Linked DNA regions of Homo sapiens: region 2 is linked to region 1. Evidence: chromatin contacts called from ENCODE Hi-C or POLR2A ChIA-PET data. All regions are on one chromosome and are shown on one strand. Each heading gives the region's core, a stretch centred on a gene start or an enhancer-like site at or near the end of the contact. The rest is flanking DNA. Distances are from core to core; before and after follow the strand shown.

Evidence for each region. A loop is a pair of places that touch in the nucleus more often than their neighbours do. ChIA-PET counts read pairs that join two places held with the same protein, here RNA polymerase II (POLR2A). Pooled maps may share reads with other maps.
Region 2: a loop to region 1 is called in a map of OCI-LY7, with 9 times the contacts of the local background. The contact joins the enhancer-like site here to the promoter of MAP2K6 in region 1. A Hi-C loop is called at or near these places in 1 of 168 maps with a recorded cell type or tissue (OCI-LY7) and 6 of 50 pooled maps. POLR2A ChIA-PET finds 5 or more read pairs at or near these places in 2 of 52 experiments (OCI-LY7 and Panc1).

The regions. Positions count from the first base shown.
Region 1 is chr17:69,409,773-69,416,344 of GRCh38, reverse strand. MAP2K6 (mitogen-activated protein kinase kinase 6) reads right to left here and starts at 1,648. Exons shown (of 12, transcript NM_002758.4): 1 at 1,345-1,648. The coding sequence starts at 1,360.
Region 2 is chr17:69,573,127-69,579,825 of GRCh38, reverse strand. No RefSeq gene overlaps it. Among named protein-coding and RNA genes, the nearest start is that of LINC01483, 18 kb to the left of the region's middle. Within about 2 kb of position 2,530, at least 2 of the 41 ENCODE cell types and tissues checked have a DNase peak (open chromatin) inside an H3K27ac peak, as active enhancers do; they include OCI-LY7, where a contact is called at or near this core.

The DNA of each region.
Region 1 (6,572 bases), core at 399-2,898:
TTCAGATTTCCATTCTCCCCTAATACTCAAAGAAAAGCAGAGTGCTACTTTGAATGCTTGAGATTACTACTTCCTTCTTGGGCTGCTGAGATATATGACTCCCATCAGGTAGAATTAAAAAGCGGTGCAACAACTCCCCACACTCCCTCCCAAAAAAGTAGCAAAAAGCTTGTTAGACCCTTTAATTTCACCATGTCTTACTCAAAGAGTGCCCCGGGTAGCCTAATTCAATAGTATCTAACACCTCTCTTCATCATCCCATACTTCTCATATGGCATATGCTTTCTCTATGGTAAAGAAACAATTGTTCTGAAACAAGTGACTTGGGGTCCCAGGGGCACCTGACAGCACCTAGTCTGCTCTTTGATGTCATATCAGGAATTTTTTAAATCCCCTTCCCAGGGTGACATTAAGCCTGCAAAATACAACTGTGTTTAAAAACAAAAATTAAGAAAAGAAAATAAAAGAACATAAAGAAAACAACCATAACGTGAACTTCCAACCTATTACAGCTGACTAAATACACGCAGTTACACACTTAAAATATTTCATTATGCTTGTCAATGAAACAGTGCAGTCCCTTCACACTACTGTAATGCTTAAAAGTACAGTTTTACCCCCAATATTTTCCCCCAAGATGCAAAGCATCCCCCAAATGGGCAGACATAAAACATTAGGTCTTCACTGCTGCTTCTAAATTTTGCGAGCCAATAAGCAATTGGTGTAAAGTGCAAAATCTCAGAAGAGCAAGACTCGTCTGCTTTTTTGTGATATGCTGTTATTCACCCTTCACCTTTACTTCCTTTAAAAATCAAAAGTTACCTAATGTTCAAGGCGATATCAATGGAAATTTAGCTAAATACTGGCACCGCAACGGTCTATTTCCCCCAAAGAATATAAGATTACATTAATTTCCTAGTAGTTTAACTCAAGTTTTACCTTTCATCTTCACCTATAGAGTTTTTAAAAGTTTCTATTCCTGTTGCATACAAAATTACTTACAATATCTGTGCATAGTAAAGAATTTTACAATTATATAAAGCCTTGCACATTTAGACGCTACCAACCTGCTCTGTCTCTCCTGACTGTGCAAAAGGCAAAAAGAGCTCAGTAATCCTAGCAGAAGAATGCAAATAACGTCAATGCACAGCTGAACTGCAAGCCCTGCCTTACAGGAACTCTCTGTGTCTGCAAAAAAAGACACATACTAAACAGGAAATGCAACTGAGCTGTGGAAAACCTCAAACTTAAAAATGCACTCGCCAGGCGAAAATTGCATCCATGCATTCATAAATGCATGCACAACCCTTTGCATTTTTGCAACTAATGCAAACAGCCTCTTACCTTTCGACTGAGACATTTTCCCCTTTCCTTTGATGGGGGAGGGGAGCACAAAAGACTTTGCCTTGCTTCTCTTCTGTAGCTAGTTTTGCAACAAAGATGCAAGCTGCAGGCGTGCAATCTTCATGCAAGTGGAGTTTCTCTTGACCGATGCAGCAGATGGACTTTCAGGGAATCAAGATGGAAATGCACACCTTGCAAAACAGACTGGAAAGTGATTTTTCCCCCAGTTGCAACGTTAGGGAAGGCTGTGCTGCAGCTACATGATGGGCCAGGGCTGGCAGCTAAAAGCTCCAAACTTGGAACTGAGTATCTTAGTGCGCAGACGTCCTTCCTGCGAAGGGCGCGAAGGCCGCTGGGTAATGTAGTTCTCCGGCGGAGTCCACGGGGCTCTGATTTAAGGAAACGTGGTCGCCCCGGTCGCTGAGCGAGATAACTGGGTGCGACAAAGATTGCGTCCAGATAAACAAGTCAGACACACACTCAGTAGAGTGATGGGTGAAAAGCGGCAAGGCCAAGACGGGGCGGCAGTTTTGTTCTCGAAAAGCCTCTGAAACAACAGCTAAAGAATATTAGGTTAGCTAAAGAGCTTTTGGCTTGTCGAGAAGGTCTGTTTGGGAGTTTAGTGTGTTGATTTTGCAGCTCAGCACCTGTTGTGCTGTTCTTGCCTGTAGACGTTTTACCCTCACACCTCCGTTTTTTGTTTGTTTGGGGGTTTTTTTGTTGTTGTTGTTGTTGTTTTTTTCCCGAGAGGGAGTCTCGCTCTGTCGCCCAGGCTGGAGTGCAGTGGCGCGATCTCTGCTCACTGCAACCTCCGCCTCCCGGGTTCAAGCAATTCTCCTGCCTTAGCCTCCCAAGTAGCTGGGATTACAGGTATGCGCCACCACGCCCGGCTAATTTTTAGTAGAGACGGGGTGTCAACATTTAGCCAGGCTGGTCTCGAACTCCTGACCTTATGATCCGCCCACCTCGGCCTCCCAAAGTGCTGGGATTACAGGCGTGAGCCACCGCGCCCGGCCACACCTCCATTTTTAAAAACATTTTTTCTAGTAAGAAAAATGTATGGATGATTGGGTTGGCTGGAGGTAAGGTTACCTTTGCTCTGTGGAGAAGATGCAAAGTTTTATTTTGTCAGAAACAATCCAGGTCAGTTATTTCCAAGGAACCCGAAACTCAGTAGGGGGTAGGTGTGGGGAAGAAGATTGGAGGCTTCTCATTTCTCACAGGGTTACAGAGGAAGTTCTGCTTTTTATACATCAACGCTAACTTTATCAAAATTAAGGTATCTAGATGATTTTTTCTCACCTGGGAGGAGAGTCCCTGGCCTAGGGGGAAAGTGGGTGGAAAATGAATACAGTCGAATATCTTGAATTTATTCATTAAAATTAAAAGATACTTGTTGAGTGTCCAGGATGTGCCAGGCGCCTTTCTAGGGCCCTGGGATGTTCATTCATTCTGTACCGCTCACACATAGTGGGTACACAGCACCCTGATGGAGAACGGCATCACCTTTTTCACAAGGAAGCCAGAGATGCTTAGCACAATTCACTGCAAGGAATGGAGAGGAGTGAGCAGGGCATGGGCAAAAATGAGCTCGGACTTATACTTCATGGAGCAGACAGACTCAGAAATGTTCTTTTAAGACAGAGGGAGGAATTGAGGAATTCAAGGAGGTGTGGACAAAGCACTGTGGCAGAAATAAGGACAACCTTACTCAGAAGCTGCCAAGGAGACCTTGTTGCCTTGTGTGCAGGAGTGGTGAGGGCGGGGGAGATTTACAGGTGAGGACTCCACAGGGCCTTAAAAGGTGGGCTAGAGGTTTGGACTTTATTCTGCAGGTACTTGCGGGGAGGTGAAAGGGTCTTGCAAAGGGGCGTAACTTAATCCAAGCATTGTTTTAAGAAAGTAAATTTGCCCTCAGCAATCAAGGTGGGTTGGAACTGGGAGAGGCTAGAGATAGGTTAGGTCAGTAGTGAAAGGCAAAAAGAGGCACTTTGAAAGAAGATTCAGCTAGATTTGATGATTACTAATGAAAACTATTGGAATTGTATTTAGGATGCTGGAAGCCAGGACCATCTGCATAAGGGATGCATTAGAGGGAAGGAAGCCGTCTTATTTCAGCTGCAAACCAGCAAATCAAATCTTAAATATGCAATAGGTTGTGAGACTAACATTAATTTACTTAAGTTGGTCCCCTTTACTGACATTCTTGACAATTAGTGAAGGCAATCTAATCTCCATATTAGCTTCTGCCCCTAAGAGGAAGGCATTGCTGGTCTGTGAACACAGGTGCAAGGACTTTCTAACTCTTTTATTGTCCTTCTAGGCTAATCCATGTTGTCCCTTCCCTCCTATCGTATACACACAAGCTCAGCACCCCCTCAAACCAGCATGGTTTCCTAAGTCTCATTTAACCAGGAGACACGTGTGAAAATCTAGTTCACTTTCCCAAACACTGATGGAGCCAGGCCCTGGGATAGCTGCTGGAGCTTTCTGTAAACTGGCTTAGCCCAGGCAGGGCCTGAACAGCCACCTAGAGCTTGCTTCAATTTGCATTTTATGTGGTCAGCTGCATTGCTCTTAAGTAGCCCCAGACTCCCTTCTTTATGGAAGAGTTCTAATCACAACTTGTCTGGTGCATTTTGCCACTGTCATTACTGCTCTTACTTTCTCTGCATAGGCGTGCGGAGTCCACAGCTGGCAAATGGATTGTAGCTTGAAAGTCAATCTGCAATTCATTTTCCCATAGCACCAACAATATGTTCAGCAGCTAATATACACACACAAGCACACATGCATACACAAAACACCTCTCATCCATAAATTGGCTGAATCATCCGTTTAAAAATAGCAAAATTTTGTATCATATTTCTTTCTGGGAAAAATGTATCCTGAATTTCAAGTAGGAAATTGGGATGACAGGGAACTCAACCTCTCTGTGAAGTCTTGGTTCCCAGAAGAAAAAGTTCTTCTTCCTGCCTTGGTGTTCAAAAGTTTCCTCTCCCACATACGTGGGTGGTGGAAGAGGAGGTACCTGTGCTCTTCTTCCTGCCAGTCTTCGTGGTATCATTGGTACTAGGAGGAGAATCCTCCCCATTGTGGCGTAAGAAGGCAGGAGTGAATTCTGGCAGGTGTCTCCTTTTATATGCACATCAAGTGTTCATCTTCAGGTGGCCCATGCTTCTGTTTTAAATCCCCCATCTTTTTTTTTTTTTTTTTTTTTTTTTTTTTTGAGATGAGTCCTCGCTCTGTCACCCAGGCTGTAGTGCAGTGGCGCAATCTCGGCTCCCTGCAACCTCCACCCCTCAGGTTCAAGCGATTCTCCTGCCTTAGCCTCCCGAATGGCTGATGTTACAGGAGCTCACCACAACACCCAGCTAATTTTTGCATTTGTAATAGAGACAGTGTTTCACCGTGTTGGTCAGGGGGTCTCAAACTCCTGACCCCAAGTGATCCACCCACCTTGGCTTTGCAAAGTGTTGGGATTACAGACGTGAACCACCGCGCCTGGCCTCCCCCATCTTTTTAATTGTTTGTTTGTTTTTATTTTTTTTTTTAATTTTTTGAGACAGAGTCTCACTCTGTCGCCCAGCCTGGAGTGCAGTGTCATGATCTCAGCTCACTGCAGCCTCCACCTCCCAGATTCTCCCACCTCAACCTCCAGAGTAGCAGGGATTATAGGTGCATGCCACCAAGCCCAGCTATGTTTGTTTGTTTGTTTTTAGGGACAAGGGTCTTGCTTTGTCTTCCAAGCTGGAGTGCAGTGGCCTGATCATATAGGTCACTGTAGCCTCAAACTCCTGGGCTCAAGAGATCCTCCCACCTCAGTCTCCCAAGTAGCTGGGACTGCAAGCGTGAGCTACCATGCCCAGCTAATTTTTGTTATTTTTTATTGTAGAGACAGAGTTGCTGCGTTGCCCAGGCTGGTCTCAAAGTCCTGGCTTCAAGCAATCCTTCTGCCTCAGCCTCCAAAAGTGCTGGGATTACAGGCACCAATCTTTGTAATTTTCTGTACTTCAGATCTTTCTAAAATGCAAGTCAGATGCACTCTCCTCTCAGTTTCTAAATATACTCAGGATCTATTCCAAACTCCATGGCATGGTATAATTGGTTCCTCAAGACCTGGGCCCTGCTTTATCTCCAGCTTCATTTCTCATCGTATGTTGACATTAGAGTCAGGAGAAGGCAGCTTTTCTCACTCCTTGCCATTAGGTACATGCTCTCATGCTCGCTCTCTCTCTCTTTTTTTTTTTTTTTTTTTTTGAGACAGTCTTGCTCTGTTGCAATGGCATGATCTTTGCTCACTGCAACCTCCACCTCCCAGGTTCAAGCAATTCTCCTGCCTCAACCTCCTGAGTAGCTGGGATTACAGGTGTGCACCACCACATCCAGCTAATTTTTGTATTTTTAGTAGAGAAAGGGTTTCACCATGTTGGCCAGGCTGGTCTTTAACTCCTGACCTCAAGTGATCCACCCCCCTCAGCCTCGCAAAGTGCTGGGATTGCAGGCGTGAGCCGCCGCCCTCAGCCTGGTACATGCTCTCTGTCTAGCAAGACTTTTCCATTTTCTTCCTAGTTCCTTCTGACTTGTCCTTGAAGACTCAGCGGGCACGTCCTTTGGACTTTCTCAGCCACCCTCTGTAACACATCACCCTGGATTCCAACAAGGTAGTTACCACTGGCAGGGAAACCTGAGCACCTCGCCTGGAAAGAGCCTTGTGCTGTCAGGTTCGAGGTGTGAGATCCTTGGAGGGAGGCCTTTAGGTTAGGTCAGACTGGCATCTGAAGGAATTATTCTAGAGGCATATGCAGGGAGGAGGAGGTCGGGGAGGTGTCACATATATTCCACAGGCCAGGAACAGTACTTGTGACTTAATAGCTGAATATCAGTGTTTCTCAACTGGGGGTAATCTTGCCTCCCAAGAGATGTTTGGCAAGTCTGGAAATATTTTGGGTTATCACAATAGGGGGAGAGAGTGTGATACTGGGATCTAATGGGTATATTGGTATACAGGGATACTGGTAATCATACTATAGCATACAGAAAGCCCCACAACAAAGAATTATCTGGTCCAGATGTCAATAGTGTGAGTTTGAGAAACCCTGCTACATACCATGGAAAGTTACTAGATGCTCTTCTTTTTTCTTTTTTGAGATGGAGCTTCACTCTTTTTGCCCAGGCTGGAGTGCAGTGGTGCAGTCTCAGCTCACTGCAACCTCCGCATCCCAAGT
Region 2 (6,699 bases), core at 1,281-3,780, 160 kb before region 1:
TTTCAAGGGAAATCATATTCTATACTTTACATCCTGGAAAGTGCTTGACATAACCCTTTGCTCATAGAAAATACCTAATATATATCAGTTGTAATAAATTAGAAAGACTAACCAAAGCTTGTAGCATAACTTCCACGTTATTAAAGCATGCAATAATAACTCCAAGCTACTTGCAATTCCCCAGACATTTATAGTGAAAGCAATAGCTATTATTTACTGAGCATTTATTATATGCTAAGGATATCCTATGCATCTTCTAGCTCACAACAACCCTGTGAAATTTGTCATGTTCAAATTTTACATACAAGGAAACAGAGGATTAATAACCCCTACAAAGCTACACAGATGGGAGGCAAAGGACAGAGAATCAAGGTTACCTAATTCCAGAATGTGCTCCTCACCGCCATGCTATTGCCACAACTAATGTCACGGATGTGTTTCCACAGGTATCCTGGACAGTATAACCAGTTTCCCTAAAGAGGTAATACTTTTTCACCAAGGCATACACATCCTCTTGCCCAGCCTCCCCTTGAAAACAGCTGGATAAAGTCATGATGGGTATAAACCATGGCTCAACACCAAGCTGTGAGCTAAAAGAAGGAAGAGAATCTAGAGCCCAAGAGTAGAACGGGGGTCACCAAAGCAAGGCCAAGACAGGAGCAGACCCAGTAGCTGATAGGAATTGAATCCAATGACAGTGAAGCTGGAAACCTGACTTGGAACAGACAGGAGCAGACATATGGACAAGTGCAAGGTCTGAAGAGGCCAGCAGTAGACAGGAACAAAACAAAAAGCTGACCTGCAAGGGGTCCAGAACACAGACATGAAGAATGGGCAAGGAGTCAAATTCAAGCAACCCCAAGGCCACAGCTCCAGATGTGCTGATGTTTCTGGGAAGGCAGACACAATCTCAAAAATTATCTGACTTGGGATTTTTAGGTACAGTTAAATGGAAAGTCCTGCCTAGAGAAGAGAATGGTGTTTGGGGGGAAAGTAATTCAGAAACTTCCGATAATTTATTTTTATGTCCCCAAAAGGGCATGGCACAATTGAAAGTGCACAGTAAACACTCCATAAACATTTGTCAATTACCTAATAGAGACGGAAGTTTGTTTATTTGTTTTTCTCTTGTAAACACAAAGTAAATCATACCCAGTCAAGTGCCCCTTGCTTAAACTAGCACAATAAATCCAAAGTACCCTAAAGAGGCCATTCTTTTGCAGAGTGCAGAGTTGAGTCCTGCGGGAGAAAACTGCTCTATTTCCTAAGCCTGAGTAACTGGAAATGCCATACATCGCTGCCAGGGAATAAGCAAAGATCCCCTGCCTACTTAAGAGCAGTACAAGCATTCTCCAAGATGTTATGATTTCAAGCAGCATTTGGGAAGCTAGCTTGAATCAAAACTAGACTCTTCCAGAAAGACCCATTCCATAACAACACTTCAAAAACTCATCTTTCCCAGATAAGAAAATTCACTATACATCATCATCAAATTTCCCAAAAAATCCAAGTTATCTCTGTTATAAAGGTCAAAATTCAAGGCCAATCATTCACTCCAAACAGAACTTTTTCAGAGGTCTGAAATTCCCAGATGAGTTAGACCAGACAAGATAAACTCTGCCCTTAGAGATTGCAGGAGAGGGGGGTTTATCTTCAGCAATTTTCCCTTGTAATCTTTGCTCTCAGATATCCTGAACTGAACCCATTATTCTATTTCAAATAGTATCAGTAACCAAAGTCAACAGAGAAAAGATTATTTTTATTGTTTATGAAATACTTAATATTGTATGATATTGAAGGCTTAAACAAAATATCCTTCTTCATGGGTTACTCTATAATAATAATACCACCTGTAATAGCTTCCATTCAGTCCTAAATAAATTCTCCCTTCCTGCTAAACAGGAATATAAAACTTTAAAACCCATGAACAAAATTAACATTTTTAACTAGGTCATTTTAACTAGCCAGTTCTCTATTTATCGAGGATGTTGTGATCTAATCATTATTTCCCATAATAGGTTTTGCTTCTTTAATGATTTTAGTAGGAAAATCAGCCCCTTTTATGGGAGCTAGGATAATACACACATCCCATAACCGGTATCAGCCCTGTCTAAGTCACAAAACAAAAAGGCAACACAGTCATTTAAATCACAAATGAATACTCACATTTAGGCTAGGAAGAATATGTCCTAAGCTTTACCATAAGCTAATGGCCAAACTGTTAAGTCTACATAGATGTTTCTATGAATCTACTGAAAAGTAATGAAAGTATGAATATAGGAGAGGGTTCTCACTGAAGTCTAAAACATAGGTTAAAAGTTTTTTTTCCTTTACCCTTACAGAAAGGAGAGGAAAATCAGAAAAATATTAACATAACGTAACTGTCCTATGGAATAAATGCAGGTGTCCCCTGATGGGAACATAGTTCCCTCAACACTGTAGTTAAGACATTTTCCTCTAAGGCTAAGTAGAAGCAACAACACGGGTCTTACGCGCTTACCCATGCAGAGGCAGAACCAAAAAGTGTGTTCAACCGTCCAAACTCTGCTGGCCAGCCAACCTTAGACATTCGCGGAATATCACTTCTTCACCTGACTGGGTAGAAAATAACTGACATTAAACACCTGGAACCCACAACATTGTTCTCATCTGGCAGGCAGCATCAGAAAAACCTAACTGTCTATTTACAGGAGAATGACCACATATATAGAGTACATCCTACTATAACATGCAATCTGCAGTTTAAAATTAAAAGTGGTTCTGAGTATACTTATACAGAAAGAGCTTCAAGAGATACTTGACATGTTACAAGCACGTTTATGTTTGGGTGTGCAGTGGGATACCATTTACAGAAAGCCCAAATCACAAAAGAGCATAGCTCATCTAGAAGGATAAGTCAATCCAGCAACAGTGCCAGGATTGAGGGTCGGCCACCAACAAGGGCTTTGGGTTTATTTTTATATTTTCACAATGAGAAGTGTTGATGTATCTTTTATGTAAATGCCTTCTGCTCTTCTCTCCTTCCTCCAGCAAGGGTTCTGGCCAGTCATGGTCGTCATGTTTAGTTGCAAGAAGGGCAGCCTCTCATGCAGCAAGCAGCCATGATGGGCCATGTGGCTTACTATGTAGGATACATCACCTGTGTCCATCTTCTTGGGAGATTTCTCCTAGCACTTAGCTCTGGCTTCTTGAAAGTTATTTTATTTTATTTTATTTTATTTTATTTTATTTTATTTTATTTTATTTTATTTTATTTGAGGCGTAGTCTCGCTCTTGTCACCCAGGCTGGAATGCAGTGGCACGATCTCGGCTCACTGCAAGCTCCACCTACCAGGTTCACGCCATTCTCCTGACTCAGCCTCCCGAGTAGCTGGGACTACAGGCACCCGCCACCATGCCCGGCTGATTTTTTTTTTTTTTTTTTTTTGTATTTTTAGTAGAGACGGGGTTTTACCGTGTTAGCCAGGATGGTCTCAATCTCCTGACCTTGTGATCTGCCCGCCTTGGCCTGTCAAAGTGCTGGGATTATAGGCGTGAGCCACCACGCCTGGCCCTTGAAAGCTACTCTTAAACTTTTTAGCTAAATGACAAAAAGTTTTATCTTTTTGACCCCATTGCCTTTCAACTTCTTAGAAAATGCTCCATTTCAATCAAACAAGGTAGTTTGTTGCTCATAGTACTATTTTCCTGCTTAAAGACCTTCCGGAGCCCCTCTGCTCCCTGAAGCTTCCTCTGGTGGTCCTCTGAACCAGTATCTTTTTTCCTGAATTAACAAACTTTTTAGTAGATTTCCAAAGCACTTTAGTGAGTACTGCAGCTCATAAACTAGGATTAAAAACAACAACAACAAAATCTATGCCTTTTTTATTTCCTCCAGTTCGCTAGGCTTCCCCACAGCAGAATGATAGCATCAATAATTTATAATAATTCTCCAAGTAAACTAATCATGCAAACCACACTAATAAAACATTGTAAGCCTAGAACTGTGCTAATGACAACACAGTGGTTACAAAATTAATGATCTCCCTCAACTCTTTATCCAAAAATATCCCACAGCACTTTACGGTTTTAAGATATCAAGAAGCATTTTCCCTCTGCACAAGCAATTTGCTGGCTTCCCCCAGAAAGCACAAATGGCCAGGATAGGAAGTGTATGCTCAAAACTGGAAAATTACAAATATGTGAACCAGCTCTTGAAATTCCCCTTTGCACTGGATTAGAGCCAGGATAACGAGTCTTACACTTCCAGCCATGCATGAAAGATGTTTGGGGCTTTTTCTAATCCAAGACCCAGAGCACTTTTTCATGTTGACTTCCAGGGGACAAGGCACTAAGTGAAAGCATATCTTGCCACATGATTGACTTTTCTATTTTTTCTATTTATTTAAATGTGTCATCACAGCTAACCACATCCTTCATTTTATCCCATCCCATTAAGAAATACGATAAGAGATTTGAGCCCATCATTGGTTTTTTTTAAGTAAGGATTTAAACAGTAGACATGAAACAGAAGGAATAGTCAGAAGGCCTGAAATTGAGCACTATTCAAACACAGGTAAAAAGCATGAAATACCACCAAATCTGACCACCCATCGTACATTCACTTATCAATATGAAAACACTTCATCCACGGTAAAGGGCTTTGAAAATGTAAGTATTATTTTAAAGGCTATTATAAAATGTCCAATGAGGACTTTGAGCTAAGCATATTGTATAGCACTAAATGTAGTGTTGATAGGCACTCGGGATTTTTAAACATCGTTACTCATTGTTATTAAGATGAATAATTAGTGTAGCAGCTGTTGGTGAGCCAAACACTGATCTTTGATATGGACTTACCAGGAAGAAATGCCCATTTTCTCAGCCTCTTTCCTCTCCCCTCCCCTTGGACCCCAAAGCCACACAGGATGAGCAAAGCAGATCATGTGTTTGATGCATTGTATATGTGCAAACCAGACTGTGTACACATCAGTCTTCTTTGAGGAACTTGCACTAAGAGGATGGTAAGGAAGGAGCAAAGCTGACTGTCCGAGTTGACTTCCAATCAGGATATCCCAGCTGGAAGCAAGCCAGCTTCCGCTCCTTTGAATAAAGCAAGAAAGACGTGATCTTTCTTATAAATGAATGAACAATACCATCGGTGTGACCCCTTTTATAGGCTTCAGCCTTCAGTGTGACTCTAAGTCATTTGGTAACAAGTGAATTCCCGAAAAAGACTGGTCTGGCAATAAAGTCTGAATGTTCCAAAAGGCAGAATTAAACTGCCTAGTCATTCCTCTTCAAAAATCCACTTTTAAGTATTTCCTTTAACTTCAATGATTACCCTCAGGAGTAGTGAGAATCTAGGCATCTCATATACTGCTGACAAAAGAATGTGTGGGTGAGACCTCTTGGTGTCTTCGCATTACTTAACAACAAAAGCTTTCAGAATGTCCTTAACCTCTAACATAGAAATCCTGCTTCTAGGAATTTATCCTAAGTAAACATTTGTAACGTCACAAACACTTGGCTACAAGAACAATTTTTATAAAGCAATTTATAAGAAAGAAAAAATGCAAGACATCTTACATACACAGTAGTAATAGCCAGTTACATTCACTATAGTACACTCATATGATCACATATTTTGCAGTTATTAAAGAATGAGTATGCTTATTAAGAGTAATAAGAGCAAATATGTTTTCATTTTGGTAAATTTATATTTGTATTGGTTGTGTGTAGGAGAGAAAGACACACACACACACACACTTTGAGAGTCTAAACCCAAAAAATATAACCAGAGTTATTTCTGAATGCTAAGACTGTGTTTCATCTTTTTCTACTTGCTTATCTACATTTTCCCAATGAATATCTTTTATTTTAATAACAATTTCTTAGTTATGTTAAAAACCTGCAACCCGGAGCAGTACAAGATAGTTTTTGTTTTTGTTTAGTTTGGTTATTGTCATTGTTAATATTTTGTTTCTGGTTCTTATGTATGCTTTTTACTTGTTTGTTTGTTGTTTTAAAGGCAAGGTTATTAAGGTATGTTTAGCTCATGGACAAAAAGAGTTCTCCCAGCACATTTCCAGATTATCCTGCTTCGTATGCCTTTCCCTGCTGACCTGATGAAAGAGTTCTCAACTGCACTGGGGAAGAAAAATAACTTCAGGATGGAGAGTCAGAATAACCCAGATGAGGTTTACAGCCTGGGCAAGGGTGAAGGTTGTTGTGTGGACCCTTATGAACACAACTGAAGTTCCGGACTGGTTGGTAGTTAGCACACACCCTCCAGTTTCCATAATTGTACTTCCTTAGGCCACTGGTGTGAGATCCTTACTCTACCCCTTCTCCATGGGGTCATGAAGTTAATCCTGTTAAAACACATACACAAGATTAAATCATCTTTTCATTTTTCAGACAAGCACATAACACCACCCTGACACTGAGCAGATCATCTCCAGCTCCCTTCATATTATGCTACTGGAGACCAATCTTTATAACCAGAAGAGGAGGAGGAGGAGTTATTCTAACCTGTCGTTTTCTTCCTTTACATCACTTTTTCCTTTTAGGTCATATCCAAAAAAGGAAGGTAAATATATGTTTTAAATCATCTGCAGCAGTGTCTTAAATTATGTCATTTCTTAAAGGAGGAGGAAGAGGGAGTAGAGGAAGAAATAAGAAAGAAAACGGGAAAGAGAGGGAGGGACGTGGAGGAGA